Regions from separate parts of the Homo sapiens genome. Here region 2 is linked to region 1. A link is a contact called in ENCODE Hi-C or POLR2A ChIA-PET data. All regions are on one chromosome and are shown on one strand. Each heading gives the region's core, a stretch centred on a gene start or an enhancer-like site at or near the end of the contact. The rest is flanking DNA. Distances are from core to core; before and after follow the strand shown.

Evidence for each region. A loop is a pair of places that touch in the nucleus more often than their neighbours do. ChIA-PET counts read pairs that join two places held with the same protein, here RNA polymerase II (POLR2A). Pooled maps may share reads with other maps.
Region 2: a map of vagina shows a loop between it and region 1 (2.0-fold over the local background). The contact joins the promoter of EGLN3-AS1 here to the enhancer-like site in region 1. A Hi-C loop is called at or near these places in 3 of 168 maps with a recorded cell type or tissue (K562, heart right ventricle and vagina), 14 of 37 single-sample maps with no recorded cell type and 4 of 50 pooled maps. POLR2A ChIA-PET finds 5 or more read pairs at or near these places in 4 of 52 experiments (GM12878, HepG2, PC-9 and 1 more).

What each region holds. Positions count from the first base shown.
Region 1 is chr14:33,971,147-33,977,907 of GRCh38, forward strand. It overlaps LOC102724945 (a long non-coding RNA gene), which reads right to left. Exons shown (of 9, transcript XR_001750942.2): 8 at 2,439-2,633. Among named protein-coding and RNA genes, the nearest start is that of EGLN3, 23 kb to the left of the region's middle. RefSeq lists an enhancer at 1,527-1,846. Within about 2 kb of position 1,710, at least 2 of the 41 ENCODE cell types and tissues checked have a DNase peak (open chromatin) inside an H3K27ac peak, as active enhancers do; they include GM12878, where a contact is called at or near this core.
Region 2 is chr14:34,035,379-34,042,161 of GRCh38, forward strand. EGLN3-AS1 (EGLN3 antisense RNA 1) reads left to right here and starts at 4,603. Exons shown (of 3, transcript NR_184209.1): 1 at 4,603-4,792; 2 at 5,827-5,891. All of the region lies in intron 5 of LOC102724945 (a long non-coding RNA gene), which reads right to left.

The DNA of each region.
Region 1 (6,761 bases), core at 460-2,959:
TTTGCAACAACATGTATGGAACTGGAACTCCTTATGTTAAGTGAAATAAGCCAGGCCCAGAATGACAAACTTTTTATGTTCTCACTTATTCGTGGGAGCTAAAAAAAAAAAAAATTAAAAAACAATTGAACTCATAGAGAGTAGAGTGGGGTAGGGAGAGTCAGAATGGTTAGTGAGTACAAAAACATAGTTAGATGAATGAACAAGAGCTAGTAATTTCATAGCACAACAGGGTGACTGCAGTCAACAGTAGCTTATTGTAGATTTAAAAATAGCTAAAAGACTACAATTGTTCGTAACACAAAGAAAGTATAAATGCTTGGGGTGATGGATACCCCATTTGCCCTGATGTTATTATTATACATTGTGTGACTATATCAAAATATCTTATGTACCCTGTAAATATATACATCTACATACTTAATGACTTCCAGTTCCATCCATGTTGTTGCAAATGATAGGATCTCATTCTTCTTTATGGCTGAATAGTACTCCATTGCGTACTATTTACCCACAAAAGTTAAAAACTTAAAAAAACTTTAAAAATTAAAATTTAAAGAGAAGATAAATACAAAATAGAGAATATAAATGCCTATAGTCAACATAAAACTCATTCAGAGCACTCCGGGGCCACATACAGATCTGCATCATTCATTTTAGTAATGGCGTGATGTTTCATTGTGTAAATACACTGTAATTTACTTGCCCACCCCCATTGATAGATCTGTATATTGTTTCCAGTCTCTTGCTATTATTCTCTATCCAAGGTTGCCATGAGTACTTTTGTACATATATCAATTCCCATACTTAGGAGCATATCTGAAAGGCAAATTGTAGAAGTGAAATCACTGGGTTAAAGGGTTTGCGCATTTCTAATTTTGGTAAATATTACTAAATCACTCTCTATAGAAATTGTTCCAGGTTATAGTCCCACCAGTATAATATGAGGGAATCTGTTTTCCACACCCTTGCTGATACAACGTTATTATCAATATTGTTTTATCTTTGTCACTTTGACAAGTTAAAAAAAATTATTTCTCTCTCCTTTTTTTTCACCATCAGTGAGTCTGAGCACTTTTTCACATATCTGAGCCGCATACGTAAGGTTCTTCTTGTTGTTATTGTTTTGATGATCCGTTCATATCCTTTGCCAGTTTTTTTTTCTATTGGGTTATTGAATTTTTTCTTACTGATTTGTAGAAATCCTTTATATTTTAGGGAATTTAGTCCTTTGCCTATTATGTGAGTTTCAAGTATTTTCCCCAGTCTTTTGTTGGTCTTTTGAGCTGGCTTATATGGCCTTTGCCATAAATATATTTTTTAAATGTCATTAAATTTAGCATTCCAGGAATGGGCTATTTTAGCTTTGGTGGTCAGTGAAGGCTCCTCTGAAAAGGTAGCATTTGAGTGAAAACCTAAATTTCATGCCACAGGCAGGAGACAAGTGCTGTAGTCAGGAGGCTCTGGGGCAAGAATGTGCTCGGTGTCTTTGGGGAACTGAAAGAAGCCCTGGAGAACACAATATACAATGGCACACCAGGAAGCAGCGAGTCACACCAGGCCCAGGTAGGGAGGTTTGGAAGCCAGGGACAGACATGGGCTAGCTTTTGGGCCCCAGAGAGAAACCAAAATCAATGGGGAAAAAAAAATGATGTGAAGGCAATTTTAGGTTCTATTTAACTATTAGACGAACATTCCAATAATTATCACAGTCCAGTGTGCAGCGGGCTCCAGGGGTATTTGTCAGCTGCTTTCCTGTCCCTGAAACTTCTCAGGCAGAAGTGTAAAACACAGCTGGGTGGAAACACTGTAGAGGAACTCAAGCGTTAGATGGGGGTTTGACTAGTTGACATTTATCTCCAGTCTAAGCTTAACAAGATTCTGAGATTTTCTGCGGTGTGTATGCCCCTGCATTTGTCTTTCCTTATGGTTTCTCTCATTTTCTCTTCTTTTTTTTTTTTTTTTTTGAGACGGAGTCTCGTTCTGTCGCGCAGGCTGGAGTGAGGTGGCGCGATCTCCGCTCACTCTAAGCTCCACCTCCTGGGTTCACGCCATTCTCCTGCCTCAGCCTCCGAGGTAGCTGGGACTACAGGCGCCCGCCACCACGCCCAGCTAAATTTTTGTATTTTTAGTAGAGACGGGGTTTCACCGTGTTAGCCAGGATGGTCTCAATCTCCCGACCTCGTGATCCCCCTGCCTCGGCCTCCCGAAGTGTTGGGATTACAGGCGTGAGCCACCGCGCCCGGCCCTCAATTTCTCGTCTTAAATATACTTTCTTTCTTTCTATTATCCTCCCTCGTGTGATAGTACTGCCAACGGTTTCTTCTTGGCTCCACCGATACCTCTAAAGGCCAAGTTTATACACTGTTTACATGGAAATATCTTTCTATTTTCAGTGACACCTGTTTATGTCTATGGCTTTCACATCTTGCACATACCTGACACAGGAACCTTCTTTGACCAGGAGTTTCTGAGGACAGGAACCACATCATTTCCCTCCTGTGTTGTATCCGGGTACAGAGAGACGGAGCCTCTGGGCGCTCAGTAATCAGGTGATGCTAATATGCATTCACAGGCTGTTTTTGCAAAATTGCTAATGACAGACAGTATGGTTTCCTCTCAACAGTTGAGATCTAGGAAAAGTGAGGGTAAAGAATGCCCTGAGGAATCAGGATAGGAAACTGAGTTGGAAGCCTTCCCTACAGATAAGTTAAAGCCACAGTTATGGATGGAATCACTAAGGCAGGTTGCAATACAGAGGGTACAAGGAGGCATGAAAATAAAGAAAACATCCATGAGATTTCTAGCATAGAAACACCTTAAAAACTGGGAGATGCCCAATAAAAAAACAAGTCCTAAAATGCTTTTTAAAAATCCACCCTGGATTTTGTGGGAGATGGGAGTTGTCCTGCCTCAAACACATTTAGTACAATTAGATATACAAACATAAAGAAGCCTACATTTTATGATTTGCTCACTGTTTATGTTTTACAATTTTTTGCATACACAAGCAAAGGAAAACATTAGCAAATGGGGAGGAGGGGTAAGCAGCCCAAAATAGCAATGAACAGGAGTTGATTTTATGCTTTTTAAAAAAATCTGAAAATCCATTCCACATGACAGCTAATTCATTTTACTCCTTGCTTACCATATATTCTTCTTATCAATGGGTACATTAAAAAACAACTACAAAATTGTTATTATAGAACAAGGTCAAACAAAAAGAAAAAAATACAGAACATAGTGAATATTTCCTGTGTAAATCCTGAATTTAGAGTATGAAAAGCCAGTAGAGATTTGACTTATGCTAGGCCCTTGAAAAAGTTTCTACTTTCTTTCTCTTTTCTTTTCTTTTCTTTTTTTTTTTTTTTTTTTTTTTTTTTTTTTTTTTTTTGAGACAGAGTTTTGCTCGTTGCCCAGGCTGGAGTGCAATGGCACAATCTCGGCTCACTGCAACCTCTGCCTCCTGGGTTCAAGTGATTCTCCTGCCTCAGCCTCCCAAGTAGCTGGGATTACAGGGATGCGCCACCACACCTGGCTAAATTTTTTTTGTATTTTTAGTAGAGACAGGGTAACCACTCCATGTTGGTCAGGCTGGTCTCGAACTCCTGACCTTAGGTGATCCACACGCCTCAGCCTCCCAAAGTGCTGGGATTACAGGTGTGAGCCACTGCACCCAGCCAAAACTTTCTACTTTTCTGCTTTCTGAGGCTTTGAATTTAAAACTTTTTTTATTCACTATTTGCCAACAGGACCCCAGTTCTGACTGTCAGTTGGTGAGTGTGTGAGACTTGGAGCAAATCACTTCCCCTCTCTGGGTCTCGGGATCCTCTCCTACTGAAGGACACAGGATTTTACAGATTCTCCCAGACACTGTCTCCTATGGTTCTATGAAAACTTTACTTTCCACTGCCTTTTCTCATTCGTTTTATGGTCTAGGAAAGAGCTGCTGAATTTTCAAGCAATGCTAGGATTCTGTAGAAGGAGATACATCTGGTCTGCTGGTGCTTTTCTTAAAGTAATATACATATGTTCTGTCCATAAAACATCCTAGCAGTGTCTTTCTGCACCTTCTCCTAGAAGTCTGCACAACTTCTGTCTCTGTGATAAGATCACACAACTCCAGAAGCATAAGTCATTTATGTTGTGAACCAAAAGGCCATGGCTTGATTTTATTTTCAATCTAATCTAGCCTGATCATAAACGAATCATTTGGAGCAACTAGATTTTGAGTTGCTCCAAATGTTTTTTAGTTTACAATTGTTTTTATTTGTTCTTTGACCATGGTAATAATAAACAGTAAACCATTCACAGAACCTACATTTGTGTAACTTATGTGGTGCATGTCCATTTGATGAACCTTGATACTTAGGAAATGTGGAATCCCATAAGAGCAGGTTTCCTCAAGGCAAACCACTCATGAAAAGAGTCAGAAGTTTGTGTCTAATTCCTGTTTTAGAAATGTTATAAACTTGCAAATTTATTTTCCATTTGATTCAATCTGCCATCTCTAAATCTTTAGGGAGAATTACAGAAACGGAGATAAAATCTTGGTAATTTATTCAATTTTATCACTTCTACTGATCCCATAAAAAGACTCCATCTGTCAAATTATCTTTTCTTAAAAAAAAAAAAAACCTTTTCATAATTTTCTTCATATGGGTATGTTGAAATGAGTAGTTTAAGTATCTGTGTCATGAAAACTATTGACGTTCCAATAAAATCTGTTCTTTCTAAATTATCTGTTCTTTAGCCTCTTTTGAGAGGAAAACTTCAGCTTCTATCATTTGTTTGTAATTTGCTTGTGCAGCATAGGATTTATTGCTTTGGGTGAATATATTATGGCATATTTGAATAGTGTAGAATAAAATATTCTTATGTTAACATATTCTGTGATTTGGATCCCAATCCATAATCAGTACATCTTTCTTTTTAAAATTTCTGCCTTGGTTTTCTTGAAAGTCAAATTGTAAGAATAAATGGTAAGAATAAAAAGAAACCTAGTTGAATCATATCTTCGATCATATATTTTATTTGTTTTCTTTTTTTTTGAGACGGAGTCTCACTCTGTCGCCCAGATGACTGGAGTGCAGTGGCACGATCTCAGCTCACTGCAAGCTCCATCTCCTGGGTTCACACCATTTTCTCCAGCCTCAGCCTCCGAAGTAGCTGGGACTACAGGCTCCCGCCACCACGCCCAGCTAATTTTGTTTTTGTATTTTTAGTAGAGACGGGGTTTCACCGTGTTAGCCAGGATGGTCTCGATCTCCTGACCTCGTGATCCACCCGCCTCAGCCTCCCAAAGTGCTGGGATTCCAGGCGTGAGCCACTGCGCCCAGCAATATAATGTGAAGCTATTAAAAATGATGATGCGTGTTCTCACTTATAAGTGGGAGATAATCTTTGGTGCACACAGACATTAAAAAATGGGAACAACAGACACTTAGGGACTCCAAAAGGAGTGGCGCAAGGGCTGAAAAACTTCCCACTGGGTGCTGTGTTCACTATTTTGGTGACAGGATCAAATAGAAGCCCAAACCTCAGCATCACTAAATATACCCTTGCAACAAACCTGCACACGTGGAAAGCAGCACATTTCAATCCTGTTTTCATAAAACAAGTAAAATAAATACTGTATGAATCTGAAATTTCAAATGATGTATGCCGAGTGTAAATACTGGTACTTTTTTTGGGTGAACTATTTGAATTTCTATATTATCTTGGATATTATAGAAGTTCTTTTTATTTTTGGATACTTTTATTATCTGATTTTTAAATAATGCTGAAAAATACCTACTTAACAAAGGGTAGAGTCAAAGAGTTTTGAAGTAGAAGGGAAAGTAGAAGATTCCCTAATCCAAGTCCCCCGCCCCTCCTATCCCCTGCTACATCCAGTACTAGAATCCATTCTGAGGGTTTTTGACAGACTTATTTACTAAGGAACATCCAGACTTAATTAATAGGGAACACGCAGCTTTTCAAGTGTAACAATATAATACTGATGGCAGCAGAATTGTATTTAGGGAAAGAATATGGAATACTTTGTAGTACTGTAGGTATGGTAAGACCCCAAGAGCATGGGTGTAAACCAATGCTAAAGTGCTATGTAAGGGATAAGGAGAATAATGTGTGTTCTTTTGAACATATTTTTGCACCAACCACTATTTAGGTTGGTGCAAAAGCAATTCTGGTTTTTGCTATTGAAAGTAATGACAAAAACCACAATTACTTTTGTACCAGCCTAAAGTGGGAACAAGGCTTGCAGAGGAAGATGAGTGAAGTGGGCATTTAGCAAGATAGAGAGAGGAAGGCTCCACTCCCACTGTCTCTGAGTGAGGCTGGCTGGAAGTCTTTCCACCTAGCGCTCCATGAAACTGTTTTGTTTTGTTTTGTTTCTTTCCTTCGACGTTAACAGCTGCTTGTCTCCTTTGCTTTGTTCCCTCCCACTCTAGTGCTTTTTTTGAAAATCAAAATTGGAGATAAGTTTTACATCTGGATTGATGTGCTACAGAATGGCACAATTGAAATCAGGCACCTGGAATCAGCATTAACCACAAGAAAATAACTTGCCAAACTCTTAGGGACAGCTCTGGACTTTCATCTTGTGAAAACTGAGGGATAGGCCAGGTTTGGTGGCTCATGCCTGTAATCCCAACACTTCAGGAGGCCGGGGAGCACGGATCACTTGAGGTCAGGAGCTTGAGACCATCCTGGCCAACATAGTGAAACCCCATCTCTACTAAAAATACAAAAATTAGCTG
Region 2 (6,783 bases), core at 3,353-5,852, 67 kb after region 1:
TCTGAACACCAGACTAGACAGTGCACCACTAATGTGCGGGTATATGCAACATGCTCAAAAGGCAAACAGCGGCTAGGGAAAGGACACACTGCTTCTAGCTTTTCTGTCCTGGAGGACAGAGGCTGCGCCTTTTTTTGGCTCCATTTCAGAGCAGTAAAAGGCAGCATCATGAGCAGACACGGCCTAGTTCCTGCCTCTCAGGTTTGTTTTCCCATGTGGGACATTGCAGTTAGATCCTGAGCTTAGAAGAAAATGCCTACGGAATCAAAAAGGATAAAAGGAGGAAAAATACCTGGCTTCTGCCCCAAACGCTGTGCCCTAGCTGGCTCCAGCTGCCTTGGAATGGGGCAGGGTGGTTGGGTTGTAATTGCCCGGGCAGAGATATGAGGTATGCAGGCCTACGTGCACTGCCTCACACATCACTTGGCTGGGAGGGGCTCTGTTTAGTCAGTGTCCAGCTGATAACGACCTGAATCCTTAGGATGCCAGCTGCCTGCCAAGCTGGACATGTACAGACAGTGGCACCCAGAGGTCCAGGAGACAGAACAAAGGGCCTGTTACTGAGTCAGCCCTGTCTAAGTGTGTCATCCTTACTGAAAAAGGTTTTGGGCAGGCTGGCAGAGAGGCTATGTCCCAGGAAGCCCAGAATTCTGGAATGGAGACAGTCAAATTCTAAAGGGGTTCTCTGCTGGCAGATTCCTGTCATTGATTCAACCTGGGCTCTCTCACTAGGATCTGGCAGTTGGGCCATACCTTCCTAAGAGTATTCTTTTCCCTGCCTCCCACTGTTGCCAGGCCCAGCTGGTGCTGGCTCTCTTAGTGCCCTCTTGTTTAGGGGGACCGCATCCATCAGGGCCTTAAACCTTCCCTCTCCCCTTTTCACCAGGACATAATGATATTAATGATGGCTAACACATATTTAGGACTTACATCAGCCACTTACTGCTCTAAGCACTTCACATATATGTTGACTAATTTACTCATCACAACCACACTATGAGATGTGTACCATTATTTTCCCATTTAACAGATGAGTAAACTAAGGCACAGAGAGTAAATACCTTACCCAAAGTCATGCAGATAGCAAGGTGACAGAGCCAGGAAGCAAGTCCAGGTGGTCTGAACCCAGAGTCCCTGCTCCTAACCATTATGCTATATTTCTTCTCGGTTCATGACCAAGTTCTTACTGATTAAAATTAGTTTAAAATCAACCGATTCCTAGGCCTGCTTTTCCAGAATGAACAGCACTCAAGCTCAGAGCTGGGATTTCATAACTTCCTATTTTGTGTATAGTAAAATTGAGAAATGTTTACAAATTAGGAGAGGCTAGGAAGGGAAGCCAAGCAGCTCAAAAATGTGATATCAGCTTTGTGATGAAAACTGGTCTTTTCAGCCAAGTGAGTACTTGGACAAAATATCCCTCTCAATGCAAGCTATGCCTTAGATTTTCTAGTTTAAGAGACACTTGTGATACTAAAATTAGTCGGGTGTGGTGGCGGGCACCTGTAATCCCAGCTACTTGGGAGGCTTGAGGCAGGAGAATCACTTGAACCTGGGAGGCAGATGTTGTAGTAAACCAAGATCACGCCATTGCACTCCAGCCTGGGTGACAGAGTGAGACTCTGTCTCCAAAAAAAAAAAGAGACACTTGTAATTCAGTTAGGGGAACTGGGTACATAGTTAGGAAAAGCAGCTCATGGTTTGTTTATACCACTCCCCACTCCCACCACCACCCAGGCACCTCACCCCAGGCAGAAATAGCAGCCTTACAAATTTGAATGTTGTGGCCAGATTCGTGAGCCAGTCCCAGAAAGAGGGAATTCTTTGTAGCCATGGAAGTAATGGATGATCTAACATTACTGACCACTTAATCGCTAGGTACTTTATGTCATTTAATGCTCGCAAAAAGCCTAGGACATTGTTACTATTTTCCCCATCTTGTAGATGAGAATGCTGATGTTCAGAGATCTTATATACCTGCTCAAAGTAAGTCCTGGTGAATCTAGGACTCAAACCCCATCTGAATCCAAACGAGGGAAGGACTCAGTGCCAATTCAAGTCCAACTTTCCCAGGAGCCTTCCCTGTCTCCTCTGACCCACGTCAGCCCCTGTATTTTGACACAACTCTATTACCTGTCATCTTGGCCACAATCTGCACTTATTACCATTGTTTCATGCTGGGCCAGTCTTATTAGCCAATAAGATTGTAAATTTTGGGGAGCAGTGACACTGGGTTGAATTTTGTTTCTGGCTATTTCAGGACAGACAAACTGGGAGAGCTAAACACCTAGAACCACAGCCTGGTCTCCCTAGTCGCGGTAGGTCCGTCACTTCATCCCTAGAAAGTGCCAGTTTGGCTTTACGAGTTTCTAAACCATTCATTGGGAATAGTTTACATGTTATGCTTGCCCTCCTTTGTCAATCTCTTTACTGCTACTGCAGTTGGGTCCAGATATTGCAAATCCTCCCCGAAAGTAACTAATTCTGACTGCATTGTCACAAACTTGGGTTTAGCACAAGAGGGAAAGGTAGCTGAGTTTCCAATTCTGCTTCTCTTTGACTGTAGCTCACCATGCTGCAGGCCCTTCCTCCCATGATGGTGCTAACCAACATAAGCCCTAAGCTCTAATCTCAACCCTCTCCCAAATCCCAACATGTCAGACTAAATAATAATAAGGCCACAGGGCAGGCACACTGAGGCATGTGTGCATCATTACCCAAGTCAAAACCAAGATATATTCCAGGGCAGTTTACGATGCAGAAGTCACCCTTTAATTTAACAAACAAGCAAGAGGGCTGGGTGTTTCCTTCATTTCCCGAAGTAAAGAGCAAAAGCTTTTCTCATAGTAAAAAGCCTGAACCCACTCAACCTGATCCTGTCCTCCCAGTCAACAAGCACATTGATGTCAGTAAGAGTGTCCAGACATATAATCATGTATGAAAGTCAACAAAAGGAAGGCATCATCTCTTTCTGCCACCTCTCCAGAAGATGTGATAGTGAAGGTGTTGTCAGCTAACTGCTTCAAAGGCAAGCAGGGCAGTAGGCTGTTCCATGTCCCCTGGGAACATGAACATTACTTCACACTACGATTTACTGAAACAAAAGCAAACAGGGACCAGCAGAGACAGCTGTGAAATGAGATGGTGACATCTTCCTGATGCCTTTCAGCTGCTTGGATCTCCCCATTTTAAGACAGATAATGAGGCCATCTTAGGCTCAGCCCTTTTCTGATCCCATCTCTTTTCACTACAATGTACCTGTGCAGTGTGCTGATCCCTCCATGTTTTTAAAGGGAAGTTCCTCTGATCAGTGACTCCGTCGGAATATGTCGATGTCTAGCCTCACACTACAGGGTGATGACAGGCAGCCTTTTTTTCCCTCCTCTTAGGTTATACGAGCGTCTTAAACATAGTGGAACTCACAATTCCAGCTTCATTCCAAACTAGTGAGATATTTCTCAGCTGCTTCCTCCACCTGCTCCTGAGGTCCAGAGTACAGGGCATTTGCCTAAGTCAGCATGCTAGGTGATAACCACAAAGCTTTTCCTGCCAACCTTGCCATTTCCAAGCCCTTCTCTAACTGCATTCTCCTCTATTCTAGTCTCAACTCTGCTTGCTATTGGTGGAGTGCTTCTCCAGGGATGCATGTGGAGGAAAAGGAAAAGGAACCAGAGATGAAGGGGACATCCTCCTCCCTGGCACTGTCTCCATCTCTCCACAGTTCACCCATCATCTCCATTGGAAGGAAGGTACTCATGATCTTCACTGGAAGGAAGGCACCCAGAACCGCCCTGCAGAGACCATGAAATTAGTTGAGTGCTTCTCAAGAAATCTGTGATAAAGGGCCCGCTGATTTTTTCTAAAATTTCCAATCTACTATGAATCCTCAATTTTGTAGAATAAACAAAAATGAATTATTAGAAAAGAGTTAAAAATAACAGGCATATAAAATACAAGCTCAACTTTTTTGTTATTATGTCATAAAACTATTCCATCATATTGCTATGAACGTTTCTAAACAATTGCTCTCCATTTCTTCCCTTGTCCACAAACCAGCACGGGTTTGAGTCTCCCTGCTCTAGCTCAAGGTCTTAGCTATTTACTTAACCACTCAGAGCCTTGACCTGTTGTTTCTGCAAGATGGAAGAACAGTCATTACCTCAGCTGGTCAATGATGTCCCACATCTATATAATTCCAGGGACTCATTCCTGATTCTCCCTTAAGTTCTGAAAATATTTCAAAGACAGTAAAATAATGCTGAACTTCTGAGGAGGGTATTTGTTTGCATTTCTTACTGCTGATCTGGAACTACCTAATATTAAAGCACCTTGGAGAGTAATGAAAGAAATACACAAGAGAAGAAGAGGCAAACACTGGTGGGTCACTCACTGTCTCAGGGCTTCCTTTGTGGAACCAATAGGTATTTTGAAAAGCATCCTGAAAACATGTCAAAGGTCTAAGGATTGTTATCATTGGGGCTGGTGAGTCATGGCCCAGACAGACAGTAATACAGGTGCCCAATCGGCTGCTGTCTATCCAAAACATGCCACTGGACTGTGAGGGAGGCAACCCTTAAAATGGTGTGAAATAGAAAAAGAGGACAAACTTGTCTGCAGCACTCAGGAGGCTCAGGGAATTAACCAGGAGGGAACAGTAGCCCGGTTAAAATAGTTTCTGTACTTCCAGAGGAAGCAATTAAATCTCAGCGTCTACCATGGCAAAAGACCGATTGTACTTGAGGAACAAAATCGGGGATGATCATCCTTTAGTGGCGGGAAGCTGGAAAATGAGGTAGGACATATAGGGTGATGGGCAGGACTCTGCTATGGACTGAATATTTGTGTCTCCCTCACCAAATTTATAAGTTGAAACCTAAATCCCCAATGTCATGGTATTTGGAGGTGGGGCCTCCAGAAGTTTTTATATCATTATGGTGGAGCCCTCTTGAATGGGATTAGAGCCCTTATAAGAAAAGACATGACAGAGATGCTCTCTCTCTGGTTTCTGCCATGTGGGGATACAAAGAGAAGATGGCTATTTCTAATCCAGGAAGAGGGCCCTCACTAGACACTGGATCTGCTGACTTCTGAGCCTCCAGAATTGTGAGAGATAAATTTCTGTTATTGAAGCTACCCAGTCCATAGTGGTTTGTTATAGCAGCCTAAACTAAGACTCTATTCCACCAGAAGCAATTTTTAAAATAGCTTTATTGGCATATAATTGGCATCCAATACACTTCATGTGTTTACAATATAAAATTTAATATGCGTTGACACAGGCACACACCTACAAAACCATCACAACAATCAACCATCACCGGCACATCCATCACCACCAAAAAGTTTCCCAGTGCCCCTTTATCATCCCTGCCTCCCTGCTCTTCCTTCCCTACCCACAAGATAAGCACTGACCTCCTTTCTTTCATTATATATTTGTTTGCATTTTCTATAATTTTATATAAATGGAAACATGCAGTATATATGCTTTTTGAGGATGGGGGGGGTCTGGCTTCTTTAATTCAACATAATTATTTTGAGAATCATTCATGTTGTGGTATGTATCAATTGTTCATTCTTTTATATTGCTGAGTAAGTAGTTTTTCACTTATAGCAATTTTACATCTCAAGCAAGGTTACCCTGGGACTAAAATTTTGAGGTGTTAAGGAAAGTTTATAAAAAATGTGGGCTTTCCCTTAGAGCAGAGCTTGCTGCTGCTATCTTGGGAAATAAACCTTTTCTTTGGTCTCAAAATTAAGGACAGTTAATTAAAGAAAAAATAGCCATTTAATATTCTTTAATGATAAAAAGAATTTTGTAATTCCCAGGGACTGTGGGCTGTGAGGAGAGAGAAAGAGGCTTGAGAAACCAGAAACCATCATTTGCATCCAAGGTAAATCTCAACCCATTCTGATTCTCAGTTTCCTATTGTTTGTTTCTGCACTTGTGGTAGTAAATGCACTGAAGAGAATGTTACTATTCCAGTCTTGATTTTGCTTTTGGAATCACTAGAAGGGAAGACTACTCTGCACTGCAATTATATCATTCATTCGTGCATTCATTCATTCAGTCACCATACATGTATCAGTGTCTTCTCTATGCTTGACATCACACTGGGGATAAAGAGACAGATCTAAGGCTTATGGGAAGACTCGGTTCCTGCTTTCACAGAGTTATGGGGTATGCAGGTATCAAGGCTGCAGAGTTTTACAACAGACTGACAGTAAATGAGAGATCAAAGAGATGACAGACAGGTCAAGATGGTGCTGAGGCTCTCAAGTTCCCATCATGGAGACTAGAAGACAGGATTGAATATGGATATGGTGACAGAGGAAGGATTCTGACTCATAGACTATTAGAAAACACAGGCCCCATTGGCAATAACAGAGAATGCAACCCCCAACTCCCCCAAAGGAGCGGTGGGGAAGACTGGAAGATGTAGAGGCATATGGAGCATGGCTCCTGTCTCCAAACACTAGCCTTGAATGTGCACATTGTTGTTTGCACTACCAAAAAGTAAAGAAACCTATTTTCCTTTTTTTTGTTTTTTTCTTTTTTTAAGACAAGGTCTCACTCTGTCGCCCAAGCTAGGGTGCAGTGGCGTGATCACAGCTCACTGCAGCTTTGACCTCCCAGATTCAAGTGATCCTCCCACCTCAGCCTCCTGAGTAGTTGGGACCACAGGTGTGTGCCACCACTCCTAGCTAATATTTTAAAATTTTTGTCTATAGAGATGGAGTCTCCCTATGTTGCCCAGGCTAGGCTTGAACTCCTGGCCTCAAGTG